Regions from separate parts of the Homo sapiens genome. Here regions 2 and 3 are each linked to region 1. Evidence: chromatin loops called from intact Hi-C (ENCODE). Cell type or tissue: Caco-2. All regions are shown on one strand. Links, peaks and the distances in the headings refer to the core of each region. The heading gives the core; the rest is flanking DNA.

What was found. A loop is a pair of places that touch in the nucleus more often than their neighbours do. Peaks named below come from ENCODE experiments on the same cell type or tissue, not always from the same donor. Only the 100,000 strongest peaks of a DNase experiment are listed, where the experiment ranks them.
Region 2: a loop joins it to region 1, with 4 times the contacts of the local background. A loop is called at or near these places in 15 of 110 quality-filtered maps.
Region 3: it touches region 1 in a loop (12-fold over the local background); 15 of 110 quality-filtered maps call a loop at or near these places.

The regions. Positions count from the first base shown.
Region 1 is chr20:63,534,291-63,541,027 of GRCh38, forward strand. It overlaps PTK6 (protein tyrosine kinase 6), which reads right to left and starts at 3,086. Exons shown (of 8, transcript NM_005975.4): 1 at 2,795-3,086; 2 at 648-769; 3 at 1-25. The coding sequence starts at 3,024. It overlaps SRMS (src-related kinase lacking C-terminal regulatory tyrosine and N-terminal myristylation sites), which reads right to left. Exons shown (of 8, transcript NM_080823.4): 8 at 4,199-6,709. The coding sequence ends at 6,528. RefSeq lists enhancers at 3,185-3,274, 5,693-5,862, silencers at 3,395-3,544, 3,875-4,144 and a cis regulatory region at 5,778. In Caco-2, for the core only: a CTCF peak has its summit at 3,803 (motif pointing right); DNase peaks (open chromatin) are centred at 1,281 and 3,861; H3K4me3 peaks cover 702 bases.
Region 2 is chr20:63,690,218-63,696,533 of GRCh38, forward strand. RTEL1 (regulator of telomere elongation helicase 1) reads left to right here. Exons shown (of 35, transcript NM_001283009.2): 26 at 77-224; 27 at 588-730; 28 at 1,525-1,620; 29 at 2,588-2,786; 30 at 2,926-3,066; 31 at 4,155-4,271; 32 at 4,524-4,757; 33 at 4,849-5,004; 34 at 5,111-5,433; 35 at 5,561-6,028. The coding sequence ends at 5,641. It overlaps RTEL1-TNFRSF6B (RTEL1-TNFRSF6B readthrough (NMD candidate)), which reads left to right. Exons shown (of 38, transcript NR_037882.1): 26 at 77-224; 27 at 588-730; 28 at 1,525-1,620; 29 at 2,588-2,786; 30 at 2,926-3,066; 31 at 4,155-4,271; 32 at 4,524-4,757; 33 at 4,849-5,004; 34 at 5,111-5,433; 35 at 5,561-5,637. Among named protein-coding and RNA genes, the nearest start is that of TNFRSF6B, 3.3 kb to the right of the region's middle. RefSeq lists an enhancer at 5,730-5,779. In Caco-2, for the core only: no CTCF peak of the experiment used is centred there; DNase peaks (open chromatin) are centred at 2,497, 4,624, 4,870, 5,154 and 2 weaker places.
Region 3 is chr20:64,117,690-64,124,426 of GRCh38, forward strand. No RefSeq gene overlaps it. Among named protein-coding and RNA genes, the nearest start is that of NPBWR2, 13 kb to the left of the region's middle. RefSeq lists enhancers at 2,559-3,058, 2,727-3,021, 5,425-6,624. In Caco-2, for the core only: CTCF peaks have their summits at 2,929 (motif pointing left) and 3,129; DNase peaks (open chromatin) are centred at 892, 1,752, 2,402 and 2,882.

The DNA.
Region 1 (6,737 bases), core at 820-5,819:
TGCCGCACAGCCTGCGTGTCCCGCACTGGGAGGGAGAGCGTGAGCTGTGTGGCCACCCCAACTCCGACGCCTCCCTGCGTCCCCAGCCCTGCTGGCCACACCTGCGCAGAGTTTCTGGGTCCCCACAGTTGCTGTTGGTGCTTCCTCAGTACCACCCCTGCCTCCCCTCCCTCAGAACGGCTCCCTCCTGCCCTGCACGCTCTGGCCAAGCTCTCTGGCCCCTCCTGCCCCCGTGCCAGGCAGCCAGTGGCCTCCGCCTGGATGGCAGCTGCCTAAAATCCCAGCCATGCTGAGATCCTCAGGGGCAGGGATGGGGTTTCTCTGCGCCCCGCACACCCCAGGCTCAGGTCTCATGCTGGGCGAGGTTCCCATGGGTGCTGAGGACCTCCCACGAGTGCCTCGGGCAGGGCTGGCTGGAGAAGCCCCTGCCCTCCCAGGGAGGGGCCCTGCCCCACGACTACCCTAGCAGCCAGTGACCCAGGCCCCAGGGAGGAGCGGGCCAGGTGGGCGGAGGGGATGGGAGCTCCCTGGAGAGGAGCCCATGTCCCCCGTCTCAGCCAGAGCGAGCCGGGTTCACCACGTGGCTGGGAGGGCTTAGAGCCAGGAGCCCCCGCAGGCAAGCACAGGCTCGGAGGCCGGGGCCGCACCCGACAGGACGTAGTCGGCACTCGGCTTCTCGCTGACCCTGATCAGGAAGGCGCCCGTGGCGTTGCCCTCGGCCTGCAGCCGACGCACAGCTTCCGAGCGGGAGATGCAGCCAAAGAACCACCTGCAGGGGAGGAGTCTGAGAACACGCGGACCTGGGCCCACCCCACGTGGACCCCACGCTGGCCCCAGCCTGCCCGCCTGGAACCCCAGCCGCCCTTGCCTGCCACCTCAAGCTCCCAGCCCTGACCACAGCTGCTCTCAGGAGCTGTCGCTGACCCAGACGCCCTGAATGTCCCGAAAGGCCAGGACAGGCCCCTGAGGACCCGGCGGGGGCAGGGGCAGGCGCTACCACACCCTGCCCTGAGTGGCCCGAGTCTAGGGGTCAGAGCCTAGGGTGGAGCTGGGGAGGGCAGCTGAGCAGGATGGCTGCCCAGAGCTGCCTGCACACACCCATGTGTGACGCACGCTCACACACACACAGTCACAAACCCCCACACATGCGCACAGTTCACCCGCACACCTGAACACACACGCGCATGTGTGCTCACTTGCCCACACGCTCACACGCACGCACACACAGCCACTCGCGCGCACTAACTCCCGGCTGCGGGGTGTGGGCCAGCCCTGGACTGTGGACTTCCAGGTGGAGCTTGCAGAAGCTCCAGGTGACCTGCGCCCTTTGTGTGTCTGACTCCCTCAGGTCACTGGAACACAAACCCCACACAGAAGACCACGGCCCAGCATGGAGCCCCTGGGGTCCACCCCCTCCACTTCCGCACACCTGGAAGCACTGCCCCACCTGCCCCTCCAACCACCTGGCCTCCCGCCCCCCCCCTCACCTGGCCTCCCGCCCCCTCCTCACCTGGCCTCCCGCCCCCTCCTCACCTGGCCTCCCGCCCCCCCCCTCACCTGGCCTCCCGCCCCCTCCTCACCTGGCCTCCCGCCCCCTCCTCACCTGGCCTCCCGCCCCCCCCTCACCTGGCCTCCCACCCCGTCCTCACCTGGCCTCCCGCACCCCCCTCACCTGGCCTCCCGCCCCCCCCTCACCTGGCCTCCCGCCCCCTCCTCACCTGGCCTCCCGCCCCCTCCTCTCCTGGCCTCCCGCCCCCTCCTCTCCTGGCCTCCCGTCCCCTCCTCTCCTGGTCTCCCGCCCCCCCCACCTGGCCTCCCGCCCCCCCTCACCTGGCCTCCAGCCCCCCCCACCTAGCCTCCCGCTCCCCCCCCCACCTGGCCTCCCACCCCCTCCTCACCTGGCCTCCTCCCCACTTCTCACCTGGGCGAGTTCTCAGGACTCAGGGTCTTTGCACCTGGGAGCTGACCAGCCTCCGGCCAGACCCCACCCCTGCACCCCTGCTCACTAACGAGGTCGTGGGTCTGCGCGTGACCCTGCTAACGAGGTCGTGGGTCTGCACGTAATAGAGGGGTCTCCACCATGGGCCCCTGCCCGACGGCCTCTTTACAGCCTCCCCTGCTTGTTGCTTGGGTCCCCCGGGAGCTAACCCTACACAGCCTGTGACTCACGCACACACACAGTGGGTGCCCAATCACTGATGAGAAACGCGGGATCTCAGGAGCGTGACCCTCCTCAGCCTGAGCTCCGGGCAGCTGTGGAAGCCAGGGCCAGGCCACACCAGCTGCTGTCTGGTTCCCCGCAGGGCACAGCAGGCAGGAAGTTTGCCCGGCAGCCGGCCCGCTCCCCTAACTAGGTCGTGTGTCTGGTTCCGGCACTTTGGAAACTGGGCAAGCTTCAAGCTTCGTTTCCCCCAAAGGCCCTGGAACGCTCCGACAGACCTTGTCACTGGCCACCGGGCCCCAGAAGTCCACCCTGGACCCTCTGTCCTCCCTGGGTCCCGGCAATGCAGCGTCCACCCCCGAGCTGTGACAAGGATGAGCCCAAGGCAGGGGCCGTGCCCTCTGACCCCCGTGCTCCAACTCCCGCAGGGACAGTCCTGGGCACTCCTGGGCGCCAGCGCATGGGGCCTGCAGGGAGGATCAAGCGGGATGCCCAGCCTGGACTTTGGGGTGCAGGAAGATGGAACCGGGGTCCCCACCTTCTTGGGCCTCCCTGAGCAGCCCAGAGCCCTGTCCCTCCCCTGTGCCTAGAGGGTGGCCTGTGCCAAAGCTCCCAGCAGCCTAGGACACGCACGGTTCCGACTCCACCGTCTCCCTCTCGGCCAGGTAGTTGTGGGGCACATAGCCCTGGGCCACGGCCCCACCCGCCTCGTCCAGCAGCGTGGCCCACCACCACTGCTCCTCCTTCCTGGCCACGTGGAAGACGTCCCCCGCGCGGAAGCTCAGCTCCTCGTCCGTCCGGGACTTGAAGTCCCAGAGGCCCACATACTTGGGGCCCAGGTGAGCCTGGTCCCGGGACACCATGGCGGGCGGGCGCAGCGGCAGGACCAGGCTGTGGCCCAGCTGGAGCACCCAGAGCTGGGCGTGGCAGGCGGGCCGTCCCACTTCCTCATGACAGGCCGGGAAGCAGCCACACCCAGCACCCACAGGCGCTCCAGAGCACCCCGGCTCCTCCTGAGGGCCCAGCCGGCCCCACAAGTCCTCAGGCCCACTGGGGCCCATCTGAGCACTTAGCGCCCGCACTATGGGAACCCACTGGGCAAGCACCGCCAGGGCCGGCCTGAGCGCAGGAGAGGGGGAGGAGGACCTCCCGGTTGGGGCTTCTTGGGGGTCCAACTTATGGACACTCAGGCACTCAGGGAAGCCAACGGCCCTCTGGGAACAAGCCTCGCAGCCTGAGGGCAGGAAGGTGAGGGCTGCAGGCGCTGCCTTCCCAACCCTCAGAGCTGCGGGGGCACAGGTGGGGGCCGCCTCTCTCCCCGCTTCCGGCAGCTTCCCCTCCACCCGTCGGTGCCCTCACCCAGCCCCAGACTCCACCCCTGAGCACAGGGCCCAATGTCAGGAGCTGCTGTGGGCAGGCGTCCTGAGAGCGGCCTCATGGGCAGGCCCGCCCTCGGGTAAGGGCCAAGCAGGGAAGAGGGAGTGGAATCAGGGCAGCGACAGCTGTGTGGGTCGGCCCGGAGGACTTCCCGGAAGAGGAGGGCCCGAGGGTTTTGGGGGATCCCCGGGGAGGCAGAGCCAGGGGCACCCACGGCTGAAGAAACGGGCACTGCCTTCCTCCACACGGACGCCAGGGGGCAGGCAAGGACCGTGAGTGCGGCCTGGAAGCGCCCATGGCGCTGGGGCCCAAGGCCACAGGTCCCTCCCAGGCAGCCCCTCCCGCCTCCAGCCTCTGCCTCCTCCTGTCCAGCCCGCAGGACCCCTGCCCCCTTCCAGCTGGCCTCCCTTCTCCCGACTCATGCCTGAGTGAGCCCTGCCGTGACCCCCACCTGCACCCGACGGCCGCCTGCCCCCCAGCCCCTGAGACTCGGGACACCCCCTCCCTGGAGGCCCCTCCCCGCCCCACCCTCCCACTGACCCTACTGTGTCCACCCGGGAGCTCCAACCCAGGGACCTGGACTGGCAGCCACAAGGGGGCAGGAAGGGGCGGGAAGGGAAATTCAAAGTCTGCAAGGGGTGGTAAGGAAAGTCCCTAAACTGCGTATTTCAACTTTTATTTTTATTGCAAAGAGAAATAATGGCACCTTCCACTCATTGTTTTGAGATTAAGAACAATAATCTGGATTATTTAACAGGCTCATAGATTTCTGGGCAGCCCAGCTCAGCGCTGACCAAGGTGGGGAGGGGCAGCGGGGTGCCGGCCTGGGCAGTGTCCCTCAGGCCCTCCCAGCTCTGTCTGGGGTCGGTTGGGGAGGATGCAGGGGGAGGGGTGGGGGGTGGGGAATGCGGAAGGAGGGTGCCGGGGCACCTGGCCGGGCAGCGTCCCTCAGAGCCCGGCCAGACTCTGGGCCCGTGAGTCTATGTCCAGGAAGCCTCGAGTATCCCTGAGTTCGGACGTGCAGGACTTTCAGTCTAAGCCACACCAGGAGGCAGGAACGTCCCCAGCCCCTCCCAGATACCCAGGAGCACCAAACCTGTTCAGCTGGTGGCTGGCGAGATGCCTAGGAGGGCACAGGTGCCACAGACACACCTGGTCCCCTTAATCCCAGTGGCGGCTGCAGAGAGCACAGAGGGCGAGGCCTTCTGTGCCAGAGGAGCCCCCAGGCTGCTGTGCTGGGGACCTGCCAGAACTGGAAGCTCAGCTCAAGGCCTCAGTGGGCCCAGGTACCAGAACCAGCCCCTCCCCTAGGTTCTCCCATGCAGATGGAGCTGGGCAGGTGGCCAGGGTCCCAAAGGCTCAGATAAAGCCTCTTGCCTCCACCATCTGCAGGGGTCCTGGTTCCTGCTGCTTCCCTCCGCTTGGCCTTGTTCCTCCGATGCACGGGCCCCAGGAAGCCCCCGCGCTGCCTCCGTTCTCGGAGCCTCCGAGTGGCCTCTTCCTTCCCCGGGGCCACCTGTCTCTGCACACGGGAGTCTCATCTCTTAGCTCCCTCCTGAGCCAGGCTTTGGCCGGGGCCTGTGGACGGCAGCCATCAGCACTTCGGCTCAGCAGGTACAGAGCTGACCCCAACTCTAGGGGACAAGGACTCAGTCAGGCCTGAACTTGTCTCCAAACTTTCTGTCCCCGAAAGCCTTCTGGGCACAGCTGCCAACCTGGGCTCCCAGGAGGGTGGGGGGCAGGGTCTCCGGGGGCCACAAACAGACCCCACCGGCCCCCTTGCTTCTTGACGTGTTTCACGAAGACCTGAGCAGAAGCTTCCCTGAGCCAGACGTGGGGAGACGAGGGCGGACCCTGCACATCCCTGCCCCCTCCTGCCTTGGTGACCCCCGAGGACTCACACCCAGAGGCTTCCTGAGCCACTTGCTGCCCAGCATACCATGGCATCTACCTCCGAGCCCCCAACCGACCCTGCCTGACCCTGCACAGGCAGAAGACTCCAAATCCCCCACGGCCCACCCTGAGGCCCCTGGAAATAGCCTCCAAGGGCAGCTCCCAGGTCACCAAGCCTCCCGGCCCACCCTTCCTGTGCCACCTGGAACCCACCCAGGGAGATGGAATCGGCAGCTCCTGCCAATGCCCTTGGGGCTCACGCTCTCTGGGCACCATGATGTCCTGGGCTGGGGGTCCGGGCGGCATGGGGGCCGCTCCAACCTGCATTTTCTAGCCACGTGGACCCGTACGCTCCAGCTCCTGGGTCTGGGTTTGGGGGGCTGAGCCTGTGTGTGATGTGCGCCTGTGTGCGTGTCTGAGTGGGTCAGTCCCGGCTTACTGAGTGCTGTGTGCGTGAGTGGGTTTGTGCACAGGCCGCCAGTGTGTCTGTGAGGGGCAGGTGACGGTGCCACCCCGTGCCTACATACCACACATCCAGTGGGGTCAACACCACGGTCTGCCTGGGAGTCAGCACTGGTCATTTCCACAAACCCAAGCTGGGACTAGGGAGAGAACTGGGCCTTTGGCTCTTCACCCTGGGAGGGAGTCCAGGGGACCCAGGCAGGAGACACACAGGGCTCAGGGTTCCTCACCCAGAGCCTCCGAGGCTTCTACCCACCCTCCTGTGCCGTTGTCTCTCTTGAGAGGCCAGGGACACGTGTCACACTGCACGGGGAACGTCAGCCCCAGCCCTCCGTCTGCACGAGTCACACTGCACGGGGAACGTCAGCCCCAGCCCTTCGTCTGCACGAGTCACACTGCATGGGGGACGTCAGCCCCAGCCCTCCGTCTGCACGAGTCACACTGCACGGGGGACGTCAGCCCCAGCCCTCCGTCTGCACGTCTGCCTGGTGCACGAACATGTGTGCACGCCAGGGCCTGAGGCCCACAGCCAGAGGCTCCTCGGTCCGGCAGACCGGCATCCCTTCGAGTTGGCGCTCTGCAGGGAGGAGGGGCTGGCCTGGCTGGAGCCCAGAGCGTTGGGTCACGTGAGGACTCAGGGGTGGCATCTGTGGATGGCGTGCAGCTTCTCCCGCAGCGTGGCGAAGGAGGGCCGTTCCTCGGGGCTGCTCCTCCAGCACTCCAGCATGAGCACGTAGACCTCCGCCGGGCAGGCAGCCGGGCGCGGCAGCCGGTACCCTCGCATGATCTGCTGCAGCGTCTCGTGGTTGGTCATCCCTGGGAGGCGCGGGGCAAGAGCTGCCTC
Region 2 (6,316 bases), core at 283-5,282, 160 kb after region 1:
CCTGCCCAGGGAGGGGATGAGGGTGTTGTCCCCAGAGGAGCCAGAAATGGGTCCACCCACCCCCATGGTTCTGCAGATGCCAGCGCCGGCCCCCCGGGCTACAGCACCCAGTGTGCGTGGAGAAGATGCTGTCAGCGAGGCCAAGTCGCCTGGCCCCTTCTTCTCCACCAGGAAAGCTAAGAGTCTGGACCTGCATGTCCCCAGCCTGAAGCAGAGGTCCTCAGGTGCGGACGGGCAGCGCTGGGTGGGCGGTGTGGGGGTGGCGGAGCGGGCGGCGTGGGGCGGGCAGCACCAGGCGCCCAGGGCGGAGGCGACTCACCTGGCTTTGTGCGCTTCCCCTCCCACCTCCAAAGGCTGCCTCTCCCTCCTAGGGCAGGGCCCCCACGGGCTGCAACCCTCCCCTACAGGCAGAGAACGCCCCAGGCAAGGATGCCCCCCGAGGCTGAGACTCCCCCCAATAGCAGGGAGGACACCCACAGGCAGGACCCCAAGTGCTGGGACTCTCCCCCAAGAGGGGCTTTGCCACAGGCAGGGACCCCAGCTGGGGCCCCCCGTGGGCTTCACTGCGCACTCGGGTGCCCCTGCAGGGTCACCAGCTGCCGGGGACCCCGAGAGTAGCCTGTGTGTGGAGTATGAGCAGGAGCCAGTTCCTGCCCGGCAGAGGCCCAGGGGGCTGCTGGCCGCCCTGGAGCACAGCGAACAGCGGGCGGGGAGCCCTGGCGAGGAGCAGGTACAGTTCCAGGGCCTTGGGATGGACACAGACCCTCTGTCTCCTGAGGCCAACCCGACCCCGCCCATCTGGCCTCAGGCACCTCCCCACACACCCCTGTAAATCCCCTGCCTGGCAGGCAGGCGGGCAAGCGGGCGGGGGATCCCAGCTGCCTGGCTGTCTGTGGGTCCTCCACCCCACCTCACCCACAGGCTGCTGGCTCCCAGGTGGTGCATGCCCTGGCCCTCCGCGGGTGCCCCCCACATCACTTTGGTTCTCTGGCGGGTCAGCTTGGCTCAGTGCACTCAAGGTCGGGTGCCCCTGCCACTGGCTGCGCTTGAGGCTGGCCTTTCTCCAGGAATGTGCTGCGGGTGGAACCCAGGTTCCTTCTTCCTTGGGGCCTTTTGCCCCAGAAGCCCATAATTCCTCAGGCCAACCCGAAATTTTCTCCCTGCTTCCTGCTGGGAGCCATTCCCCTCTTCCTGCCCATCCCTGCCCTTCAGGCCCCTGGAGTGAGCTCCAGGTGCAGGCACCAGGCACCTGTGTCCCCTTCCTGCCAGCCCCTCGCTGTGGTCGGACTGTCTTCCCTGGACCTGCTCTTACAAGTCACCACCTGCGAGCCTCATGAGCCGCTGGTGTGACTTGGACAGGACCAAGTTGTGGCACTGTCACCGGGGTGTGCTGTGCCCCCCTCCCCCGACCTCCATCTTGGCTCAGGGCTCCTTGGGACCATCTTCCCTGTGCGTCCAGGTGCTTTGGGACCCCAGAGTGTGTGGTTGGGGTCTGTGTGTGGTTGTGAGCTGTGTCCTCCTCAGGCCCACAGCTGCTCCACCCTGTCCCTCCTGTCTGAGAAGAGGCCGGCAGAAGAACCGCGAGGAGGGAGGAAGAAGATCCGGCTGGTCAGCCACCCGGTGCGTGAGCTGTCCCTGCACCTGTGCCGACCACCATAGACACGCATGGGAACGCAGCCGTGGGTGCCCCCAGCCACGGCTGGTCCCGATGGGACCAGGGAATCCACCCCCAGGAGCTGATGTCCAGGGCAGCTGTGATGCTGACGGCCAGGGGCTCAAGTGTGTGGTTTCTTCTGCAGGGGGCTCATGAGTCCCAGCTGGAATCAGGCCCCACCCTTGGGCAGGTTTGGCATGGGGCCTGCAGCACTGGGCTTGGCCCTGGCATTTCCCTCAAGTGTGGATGCACACCTGCCTCATGTGAGGGACACAGCCCATTCCTAGCCTTGGATCAAAGAACGGAGTTATAGCCGGAGCCAGGAAGCCCCCTGCCTGCTGGAAAACCCCAAGTGTGGCGGCCTTTGTCCATGTCCCTTGGCTTCTGGGAAGAACTGGGTGGTGCCCAGGCAGGGCTGGTGCCATCAGGAAGTGGGTGGCTGCTGAGGGGCCTGGGCTGGCGAGGGCCTGGGTGGGGAGTGCCTGGGCCGCCCCTGCCTTGGTTTCCACGTTTCCGTGTTGGTCTGGGGTGTGTAGAGAGATGGGCACTGCTCATCCGGAAGCCCCTCCTTGTGCGCTGCCATCCTGGGAGCCTCAGCCGCATCCGCTGTGGGGCAGGGGGCTTGAGGGAGGAGGAGAGAGACGGGCCATGCAGGACCCCTGGCTTGAGGCAGAGCCAATCTACCCTTTGCCCATTCACTGCTCTCAGTTCCCTGCCAGCCTCTCACTGTGTGACCTCAGACGGGCCCAGCCCCACAGCTTTCTTCCCGCAGCCCCTCCCTATGTCCATCCAGCCAGCCAGTTTCTCAGGCAGCAGCCCCACCTCGGCAGTCACTGTCCCAGGGAACGCTCAATGTTCCAAGGAAGGCTCTGCAGCCCCAGGGACCAGATGATGAGGCTGGCCCTGATGGAGCCTCGGGCCTGTGTCCTGCAGGAGGAGCCCGTGGCTGGTGCACAGACGGACAGGGCCAAGCTCTTCATGGTGGCCGTGAAGCAGGAGTTGAGCCAAGCCAACTTTGCCACCTTCACCCAGGCCCTGCAGGACTACAAGGGTTCCGATGACTTCGCCGCCCTGGCCGCCTGTCTCGGCCCCCTCTTTGCTGAGGACCCCAAGAAGCACAACCTGCTCCAAGGTGCCCTGGCTTGCAGAGGCCACCCACCCTGAGGGCAGTGCTGCCGCCGCGTGTGGGGTGGGGGCCATCTGGGTCCAAGGTGGTCTCTGTTCTCTAGAGAAAAAGGGGCAGATGGGGACAGACGCCCCTTCCTCTACAGGCTTCTACCAGTTTGTGCGGCCCCACCATAAGCAGCAGTTTGAGGAGGTCTGTATCCAGCTGACAGGACGAGGCTGTGGCTATCGGCCTGAGCACAGCATTCCCCGAAGGCAGCGGGCACAGCCGGTCCTGGACCCCACTGGTAAATGGGGCCCCAGGTGGGACCCTCAGACTCCTGCGTGGAAGGCAGTGTGGGCCAGAGTCCTGGGCTGCTTGGGGTGGGCATCCTCGGGCCCTGCTTGGCCCCGCCTCTCTGTTCCCCTATGGGAGTGATGGGGGCCTCCACCTCCACCACCAGCACCAGCAGCACCACCTCCACCTCCACCTCCACCTCCACCTCCACCACCACCTCCACCTCCACCACCACCTCCTCCACCACCACCACCTCCACCACCACCACCACCACCACCACCTCCACCTCCACCACCTCCACCTCCACCACCACCACCTCCACCTCCACCACCACCACCTCCACCTCCACCACCACCTCCACCACCACCACCTCCACCTCCACCACCACCTCCACCACCACCACCACCACCACCACCACCACCACCACCACCTCCACCACCACCACCTGCACCACCACCTCCACCTCCACCACCACCACCACCTCCACCTCCACCAGCAGCAGCATCACTTGTTGGGGAGACCCTGTGCAACTCCATGCACAGCCCTGTCCCTGCCATAGCCCCGACCCCTAAGCACAGCCCTGTCCAACTGCCACACGTCCCCTGCCTCCCATGCATGGTCCTGGGGGGTCAACTGCACACGCCAGGGTCCTAGGGTCCTAGACCCCTGTCCTCCCTGTTTCTGCCTCTGTTTGGGGTGGAGTCCAAGTCTCCAGAGGCGGAAGCATCTGTGTTCGTGTGTTAATGAACAGCCCCTACAGAGTTCCCCTAGTTCACCCAGGGGGGAACCTAGCCTGTTGGGACGACCCCAGATCCCTTCTGGGCTTGGTACTCACTGGGATATCCTCATGCCTGCACCCAGCCTACGGCTCTGAGCTCCTGAGTGGGGCTTTGGCCTGCCCGCCACTGTTCCAGCCCCCATCCAGCAGGCTGGTGTCTCCTCTGATGCCCCCAGCACCCAGGCGTGTACCTGCCTGGGTTTTCCCGCCCTGGTCTGAGGTGGGTGAGGCCTGGCCTCCCTAGCCAGCCCTGCCCCCCCACCCCAGGGAACTTTCCAGATGCTCTCGACCAGCTTTGTGGCTCTACATCTCTTCATCAGGAAGAACGGCGCCGGATCCCAAGCTGACCGTGTCCACGGCTGCAGCCCAGCAGCTGGACCCCCAAGAGCACCTGAACCAGGGCAGGCCCCACCTGTCGCCCAGGCCACCCCCAACAGGTAGCTGACTCCTGAACCGTGTGCAGCCTACGACTTGGTGGGTCCCTCAGTGGCTTCACGAGGCTAACTCTTGAGTGTGGCCGGGGCTGCCCCTGTGGGGAGCCATCTCATGGTGGGGACTGCTCCCGGTTCTGCACCCCGCAGTTGTCCTGAGCAGCTCTCCAGGAGTTCCTGGAGGAAGGGCGGGCAGGGCGGTGGGACTCTCAGTCCTCCACCCCAGCGCCACTCTGAGCCATGCTACTCCCACACCAGGAGACCCTGGCAGCCAACCACAGTGGGGGTCTGGAGTGCCCAGAGCAGGGAAGCAGGGCCAGCACGCCGTGAGCGCCTACCTGGCTGATGCCCGCAGGGCCCTGGGGTCCGCGGGCTGTAGCCAACTCTTGGCAGCGCTGACAGCCTATAAGCAAGACGACGACCTCGACAAGGTGCTGGCTGTGTTGGCCGCCCTGACCACTGCAAAGCCAGAGGACTTCCCCCTGCTGCACAGCAAGTGGCCCTGGCGTGGGGAACAGCCGGTGGGGTGGGGGGCAGGGGACAAAATGGGGGCTGTGCCGGGTCTGATTGAAGCTCCCCGCAGGGTTCAGCATGTTTGTGCGTCCACACCACAAGCAGCGCTTCTCACAGACGTGCACAGACCTGACCGGCCGGCCCTACCCGGGCATGGAGCCACCGGGACCCCAGGAGGAGAGGCTTGCCGTGCCTCCTGTGCTTACCCACAGGGCTCCCCAACCAGGTAGGGCACCTGCCTGGCTGCTCCTGGCAGCGCCCCAACCGCACGCAGCCCTGGGAGTGAGCAGCAAAGCCCCAGGCCCCCCTCAGACTCAAGTCTCTGTCTCCAGGCCCCTCACGGTCCGAGAAGACCGGGAAGACCCAGAGCAAGATCTCGTCCTTCCTTAGACAGAGGCCAGCAGGGACTGTGGGGGCGGGCGGTGAGGATGCAGGTCCCAGCCAGTCCTCAGGACCTCCCCACGGGCCTGCAGCATCTGAGTGGGGTGAGCCTCATGGGAGAGACATCGCTGGGCAGCAGGCCACGGGAGCTCCGGGCGGGCCCCTCTCAGCAGGCTGTGTGTGCCAGGGCTGTGGGGCAGAGGACGTGGTGCCCTTCCAGTGCCCTGCCTGTGACTTCCAGCGCTGCCAAGCCTGCTGGCAACGGCACCTTCAGGTTGGTGCCTGGCCACTACAGTTCCTGCTGGGTGTAGCCCCAGGTGATGGGCTGAGGGGGAAAGGGCAGGCCCTTGTCCTGGTGGCAACGCCTGGCAGACGTGTGCAGTGGGCCGGTTGTCTCACAGGCCTCTAGGATGTGCCCAGCCTGCCACACCGCCTCCAGGAAGCAGAGCGTCATGCAGGTCTTCTGGCCAGAGCCCCAGTGAGTGCCCACGGAGGCCCCCAGCACACCCAACGTGGCTTGATCACCTGCCTGTCCAGCTCTGGTGGGCCAAGAACCCACCCAACAGAATAGGCCAGCCCATGCCAGCCGGCTTGGCCCGCTGCAGGCCTCAGGCAGGCGGGGCCCATGGTTGGTCCCTGCGGTGGGACCGGATCTGGGCCTGCCTCTGAGAAGCCCTGAGCTACCTTGGGGTCTGGGGTGGGTTTCTGGGAAAGTGCTTCCCCAGAACTTCCCTGGCTCCTGGCCTGTGAGTGGTGCCACAGGGGCACCCCAGCTGAGCCCCTCACCGGGAAGGAGGAGACCCCCGTGGGCACGTGTCCACTTTTAATCAGGGGACAGGGCTCTCTAATAAAGCTGCTGGCAGTGCCCAGGACGGTGTCTTCGTGGCCTGGGCTTGGTGGTGGGAGTTGAGGGACAGGGAGTTGGCAGAGGCCCCTCCCAGCCTGCCATGTGACACTGTACTTCCTCCACGGTGGGCTCAGCCCTGCCCTCATCCTCACAGCCGCAGCCAAGCTGCAGTTGGTAGGGGATCCACCGACACACCAGGCTGCCTGGGCTGGTCTCTGGGTTGGGAGCTGCCCCAGGTGCTGAGGAGGGCAGCTCCCTGGCTGGTGAGGCCCCTCCCAGAACCACCCTTGGACTGAGCTCTGGGGAGGGA
Region 3 (6,737 bases), core at 802-5,801, 580 kb after region 1:
GGGCATGAGGGCACCCTGATGTTGGGGGGGTGTCTGGGCAAAGCTGTGCGGGGCATGAGGGCACCCTGATGTGGGGGGGGTTGTCTGGGCAAAGCTGTGCGGGGCATGAGGGCACCCTGATGTGGGGGGGTCTCTGGGCAAAGCTGTGCGGGGCATGAGGGCACCGTGATGGGGGGGTGTCTGGGCAAAGCTGTGCGGGGCATGAGGGCACCCTGATGTGGGGGGGGTGTCTGGGCAAAGCTGTGCGGGGCATGAGGGCACCCTGATGTGGCGGGGGGGGGCCTGGGCGAAGCTGTGCGGGGCATGAGGGCACCCTGATGTTGGGGGGGGTGTCTGGGCAAAGCTGTGCGGGGCACGAGGTCACCCTGATGTTGGGGGGGGGTGTCTGGGCAAAGCTGCGCGGGGCATGAGGGCACGCTGATGTGGCAGGGGGTGTCTGGGCAAAGCTGCGCAGGGCATGAGGGCACCCTGATGTTGGGGGGGGTGTCTGGGCAAAGCTGTGCGGGGCATGAGGTCACCCTGATGTTGGGGGGGTGTCTGGGCAAAGCTGCGCGGGGCATGAGGACACCCTGATGTGGGGGGGGTGTCGGGGCAAAGCTGTGCGGGGCATGAGGGCACCCTGATGTTGGGGGGGGTGTCTGGGCAAAGCTGTGCGGGGCATGAGGTCACCCTGATGTTGGGGGGGTGTCTGGGCAAAGCTGTGCGGGGCATGAGGGCACCCTGATGTGGGGGGGGGTGTCTGGGCAAAGCTGTGCGGGGCATGAGGGTACCCTGATGTTGGGGGGGGTGTCTGGGCAAAGCTGTGCGGGGCATGAGGGCACCCTGATGTTGGGGGGTCTGGGCAAAGCTGTGCGGGGCATGAGGGCACCCTGATGTGGGGGGGGTGTCTGGGCAAAGCTGTGCGGGGCATGAGGGCACCCTGATGTGGGGGGGTCTGGGCAAAGCTGTGCGGGGCATGAGGGCACCCTGATGTGGGGGGGGTGTCTGGGCAAAGCTGTGCGGGGCATGAGGGTACCCTGATGTTGGGGGGGGTGTCTGGGCAAAGCTGCGCGGGGCATGAGGGCACCCTGATGTGGCGGGGGGGGGCGTGGGCGAAGCTGTGCGGGGCATGAGGGCACCCTGATGTTGGGGGGGGTGTCTGGGCAAAGCTGCGCGGGGCATGAGGGCACCCTGATGTTGGGGGGGGGTGTCTGGGCAAAGCTGCGCGGGTCATGAGGGCACCCTGATATGGTGGGGGGTGTCTGGGCAAAGCTGTGCAGGGCATGAGGGCACCCTGATGTGGCGGGGGGGCCTGGGCAAAGCTGTGCGGGGCATGAGGGCACCCTGATGTTGGGGGGGGTGTCTGGGCAAAGCTGTGCGGAGCATGAGGGCACCCTGATGTTGGGGGGGTGTCTGGGCAAAGCTGTGCGGGGCATGAGGGCACCCTGATGTGGGGGGGGGTGTCTGGGCAAAGCTGTGCGGGGCATGAGGGCACCCTGATGTGGTGGGGAGGGCCTGGGCAAAGCTGTGTGGGGCATGAGGGCACCCTGATGTCGGGAGGGGGGCAGGCCTGGGCTCAGCCAGAAGACAGCCCCAGTTCCTCCAGCATGGCTGGGCCCCATCCCACCTCACTTCCTTCCATCTCCACCTTTGCCGACTCCTGGGATCTGAGCCTCCTCCTGGTCTGTCTCTGGTTCTGAATGCCTCCTATGTGCCGGGTGCTGACAGCTAAAGATACATCCGTGTTTCATTTTGTCTCCACAATGGCCAGGGGCAGTACTACTGTCATCCCATCTAGCAGATGGGAACAGGAGGCTCTGATGGAGTTTCCCTGGAGCGTGCTTGCTAACCGTGGAGCAACAGGGCACTCAGCTTCCGCACGGAGCTTCCCAGAGCCTGTGGCTTCCTCTCAGGGCTCCGGCAGTGTTGAATGTGGGGAGCTCACACTCTCACCAGGGAGACCTCATACCTGCTGCTTATCACCTGGGAGATGTTTTCTGCCCACAGAGGCTCCGTCACATCTCTGGCTGCTCGGGGAGGTGAGTGGGGCCCTGCTCACTCAGGACAAAGGAGGCTGAGGTGGAGCTCTAGGCCCCTCTTCCCCACCCACTTGAGTGCACCCCGAAGGCACGTGGAGTTCCTGGGGTGCTGCCTGTGGTCGGGCCAGAGACTGCTCCACTGTCCAAACTGTGCTCATAGGTATGTGGCCTGGGGACTGTTGCCGTGGAACCGGGTAAAGAGCCCTGTGGACCTGTGCTCCCAACTCAGGCCAGTCAAGGGTGCCACTGTGGCCTAGATAGTCTCCTGAGGGGAGCAGACCAGGTGGAGGTCAGGAGTACAGGTCTGGGACTGGCTTTTTCCTTGCTGTGTGGCCCAGGGTGAGTTACCCAACCTCTCTGAGCCTCTGTCTCCTCACTTGTCAAATGGGGATCGTAATTTTCCTGCCTCAGGCTGGAGGCTTGCACGTGTTGGGCCAGCCCCATCTGAGGTCCCACCTGCCCGTGCTGCTCTGGACCTGGTCTGGGGTTTCGGCCTTGGGCCTGGGCAGCTCAGGTGGATGCTTGGAGGGAGCACTGACCTCAAGTCAGCTGTGAGTAGGACGGGAGGCTGGTGAGCGGCAGCAAGCTGCAAGCCACAGGCAGGGAGAACTTCCCGGAGGTAGAGAGAGAGAGAGAGAGAGAGAGAGAGAGAGTGTGTGTGTGTGTGTGTGTGTGTGTGTGTGTGTGTGCGCCCTTCTTAGCCTGGGCAAAGAATTGGGAGACCAGCAGGCCAGCGCTGGCTCTGCCATGGAGGGGAAGCACTTTGAAGCCCCACTGTTCCTGGACTAGCTCTGCTGAACCACAGAGGGGCCGCCGTTTTCCCTTGGCTGGGGTAGAGGAACAGGGTCCTTCCTGTGGCTCCTGGCTGAGCCAGGTTCTGTGCGACGCGGACCAACCCTGACCCCCAGTGGCCAGTTCCGAGAACTGCTGCAGAGGAAAAGGGACCATTCAGTAGGGTGGGGGTGGGGGCTTGCGCGGCATTCATTTTCGAGTGGACATGGGGGCAGGCAGGCCAGTCTCTGATGATTTAAGGATGCTGTGGTTTGAATATTTGTCACCTCCAAAACTCAAGTTGGAATTTAATCCCCAATGTGGCAGTATTGAGAGGTGGGGCCTTTAAGAGGTGATTGGGTCACAAGAGCTCTGCCCTCATGAATAGATTAATTTATTTATAGATTAATGGGTTATCATAGGAGTGGGGCTAGTAGCTTTATAAGAAGAGAGAGACCTGAGCCAGCACGCTCAGCCCCTCACCATGCGACGCCCTGCACTGCCTTGGGACTCTGGGGTTCCCACCAGCAAGAAAACCTCACCAGATGTGGCCCATTGACCTTGGACTTCCCAGCCCGCAGAACTGTAAGAAATACATTTTGTTTCTTTTAAATTACCCAGTTTCTGTTATAAGCAGCAGGAAACAGACTAAGACAAGGGGCAAGCCAGCCTCTGCCCACAAGGAGCTCCATTCTGGTGTGGAGAGACCCAAACACACAACTATGCTCTTTGTCTTGCTAGAGACTTGTTTTGTGGTGGCCCCAACCTCAACTTGCCAGCAATTTGTAAAAGAACCAAGTCAATTTTACACAGCAAATTAAACCCCAGGGTAAATGTGTGTACCTGGATTCCAATAGTAGGTAAAGATTCTTAATGGTGAAAACTATGACTCCTGTTAAAACTCTTGTGTTCTGTTCTTACCACTGAGTTTAAACAACAACTCTGTGCTAATCGTATAAAGAATATTTTTGTCTGGACTGTCTACGGCCAAGTTCTCCACCCTGGATGTGCACAGAATCCCCTGGGGACTTCAGGAGCTCACTGGAGCTGGTTCCACCCCCATGCCCAGGCTCTGATGTGCTTGGTCTGGGCTGGGGCCTGGGCACCAGTGTTGTCCTAGTTTTGTGTTGCTATGAAGGAATATCTGAGGCTGGGTAATTTCTTTTTCTTTTTCCTAGGTGAGGAGAAGGATAGAGGCTGGGCCATTATAAAGAAAAGAGGTTTGTTTGGCTCACGGTTCTGCAGGGTGTACGGGAAGCACGGTGCCGGCACCTGCTTCTGGGGAGGCCTCAGGGAGCGTGCACTCATGGCGGGAGGTGTCTCATGGTAAGAGAAGAGGCGAGAGAGAGGGGCGATGCCAGGATTTTTTTAAAACAACCAGCTCGTGTGGGAACTAATAGAGCAAGAACTCACTCATCACCATGAGGAGGGCACTAAACCATTCATTCTGGATCCTTCCCTATGACCCGAACACCTCCCACCAGGCCCCGCCTCCAACATCGGGGATTAAATTTCAACATGAGGTTCGGGGACAAACGTCCAAACTATAGCAGGTATTTCTGAAGAACACCCAGGTGTTTCAAAGCTGGGGTGAAGCCGTGGGTTAACACTGTTTTTCAGACATGGCTGGAGACCTGGGGTTCCTACACCACAGAGTCTCCCTGCCAGAGTTCTCAGCTCCTGGGGAGGCTGAGGTGGGTGGATCACTTGAGGTCAGGAGTTTGAGATCAGCCTGGCCAACATGGTGAAACCCCGTCTCTACTAAAAATACAAAAAATGTAGCCAGGCGTGGTGGCACACACCTGTAATTCCAGCTACTCAGGAGGCTGAGGCACGAGAATCACTTGATCCTGGGAGGCGGAGGTTGCAGTGAGCTGAGATCTCACTACTGCACTCCAGCCTGGGTGACGGAGTGAGACACTGTCAAAAAAAAAAAAAAAAAGAAAGAAGAAAGAGAAGTATCATGATAAAAGAAATAATATTTTAAAAAAAGACAGTGTGGTATTTGCATCAAGATAGACAGATCAATAGAACAAATTAGAGATACCAGAAATAGACCCACAAATATGAGCAAGTGATTTTCAACAAAGCTGCAAAGGCAATTCAATAAAGGCAAGTTTTGTTCTCAGTAAATGATGCTAAACAGTTGGATATCCATATGCAAAAAAATGAACTTTGATCCATACCTTGTACTATATTAAAATATTGTCAATATGGATCATAAACCTAAATGTAAAAGCTAAAATTATAAAACTTCTATAAGAGGACATAGAAGAAAACCTTTGCAAACTTAGATCAGGCAAAACATTATTAGATAGGATATCAAAACATAATCCATCAAATAAATAAGATGTTTCATCAAAACTAAGAACTTCTGCTATTCCAAAGACACTGCTAAGAAAATGAAAAGACAAGCCCAAGGCTGTAAGACAATTTTTGCAAATCACATATTTGATAAAGGACTTGTATCCAGAGTATATCAAGAACTCTCAAAACTCAATAACGTTAATGGAAAAAAACAGATTCTGTAAAATATTTTAAAGAGGTTTATTCTGAGTCAATATGAATGACCATGGCCTGGAGAAAACAGTTTCGAGAGGTTCTGAGAAAGCCTGGAGAACACAGTTTCGAGTTTCCTGAGAAAGCCTGGAGAACAGTTTCGAGAGGTCCTGAGAAAGCCTGGAGAACACAGTTTTGAGTTTCCTTAGAAAGCCTGGAGAACACAGTTTCGAGAGGTGCTGAGAAAGCCTGGAGAACACGGTTTCGAGAGCTCCTGGGAAAGCCTGGAGAACACGGTTTCGAGAGGTCCTGAGAAAGCCTGGAGAACACGATTTCGAGAGGTCCTGAGAAAGCCTGGAGAACACGGTTTCGAGAGGTCCTGAGAAAGCCTGGAGAACATGGTTTCGAGAGGTCCTGGGAAAGCCTGGAGAACACAGTTTCGAGTTTCCTGAGAAAGCCTGGAGAACAGTTTCGAGAGGTCCTGAGAAAGCCTGGAGAACACAGTTTCGAGAGGTCCTGGGAAAGCCTGGAGAACACGGTTTCGAGAGGTCCTGAGAAAGCCTGGAGAACACAGTTTTGAGTTTCCTGAGAAAGCCTGGAGAACACAGTTTCGAGAGGTCCTGGGAAAGCCTGGAGAACACGGTTTCGAGAGGTCCTGAGAAAGCCTGGAGAACACGGTTTTGAGAGGTCCTGAGAAAGCCTGGAGAACATGGTTTCGAGAGGTTCTGGGAAAGCCTGGAGAACACAGTTTCAAGTTTCCTGAGAAAGCCTGGAGAACAGTTTCGAGAGGTCCTGAGAAAGCCTGGAGAACACAGTTTCGAGAGGTCCTGAGAAAGCCTGGAGAACACAGTTTCGAGTTTCCTGGGAAAGCCTGGAGAACATAGTTTCGAGAGGTCCTGAGAAAGCCTGGAGAACACAGTTTCGAGAGGTCCTGGGAAAGCCTGGAGAACACAGTTTCAAGAGGTCCTGGGAAAGCCTGGAGAACACAGTTTCGAGTTTCCTGAGAAAGCCTGGAGAACATGGTTTCGAGTTTCCTGAGAAAGCCTGGAGAACACAGTTTCGAGAGGTCCTGGGAAAGCCTGGAGAACATAGTTTCGAGAGGTCCTGGGAAAGCCTGGAGAACACAGTTTCGAGAGGTCCTGGGAAAGCCTGGAGAACACAGTTTCAAGAGGTCCTGGGAAAGCCTGGAGAACACAGTTTCGAGTTTCCTGAGAAAGCCTGGAGAACACAGTTTCGAGAGGTCCTGGGAAAGCCTGGAGAACACAGTTTTGAGTTTCCTGAGAAAGCCTGGAGAACATAGTTTCGAGAGGTCCTGAGAAAGCCTGGAGAACACAGTTTCGAGTTTCCTGAGAAAGCCTGGAGAACACAGTTTTGAGAGGTCCTGAGAAAGTGTGCCCCCAGCAGTCAGATTATACTTTGGTTTCATAGTTTTCAGAGAGGCAGGAGTTA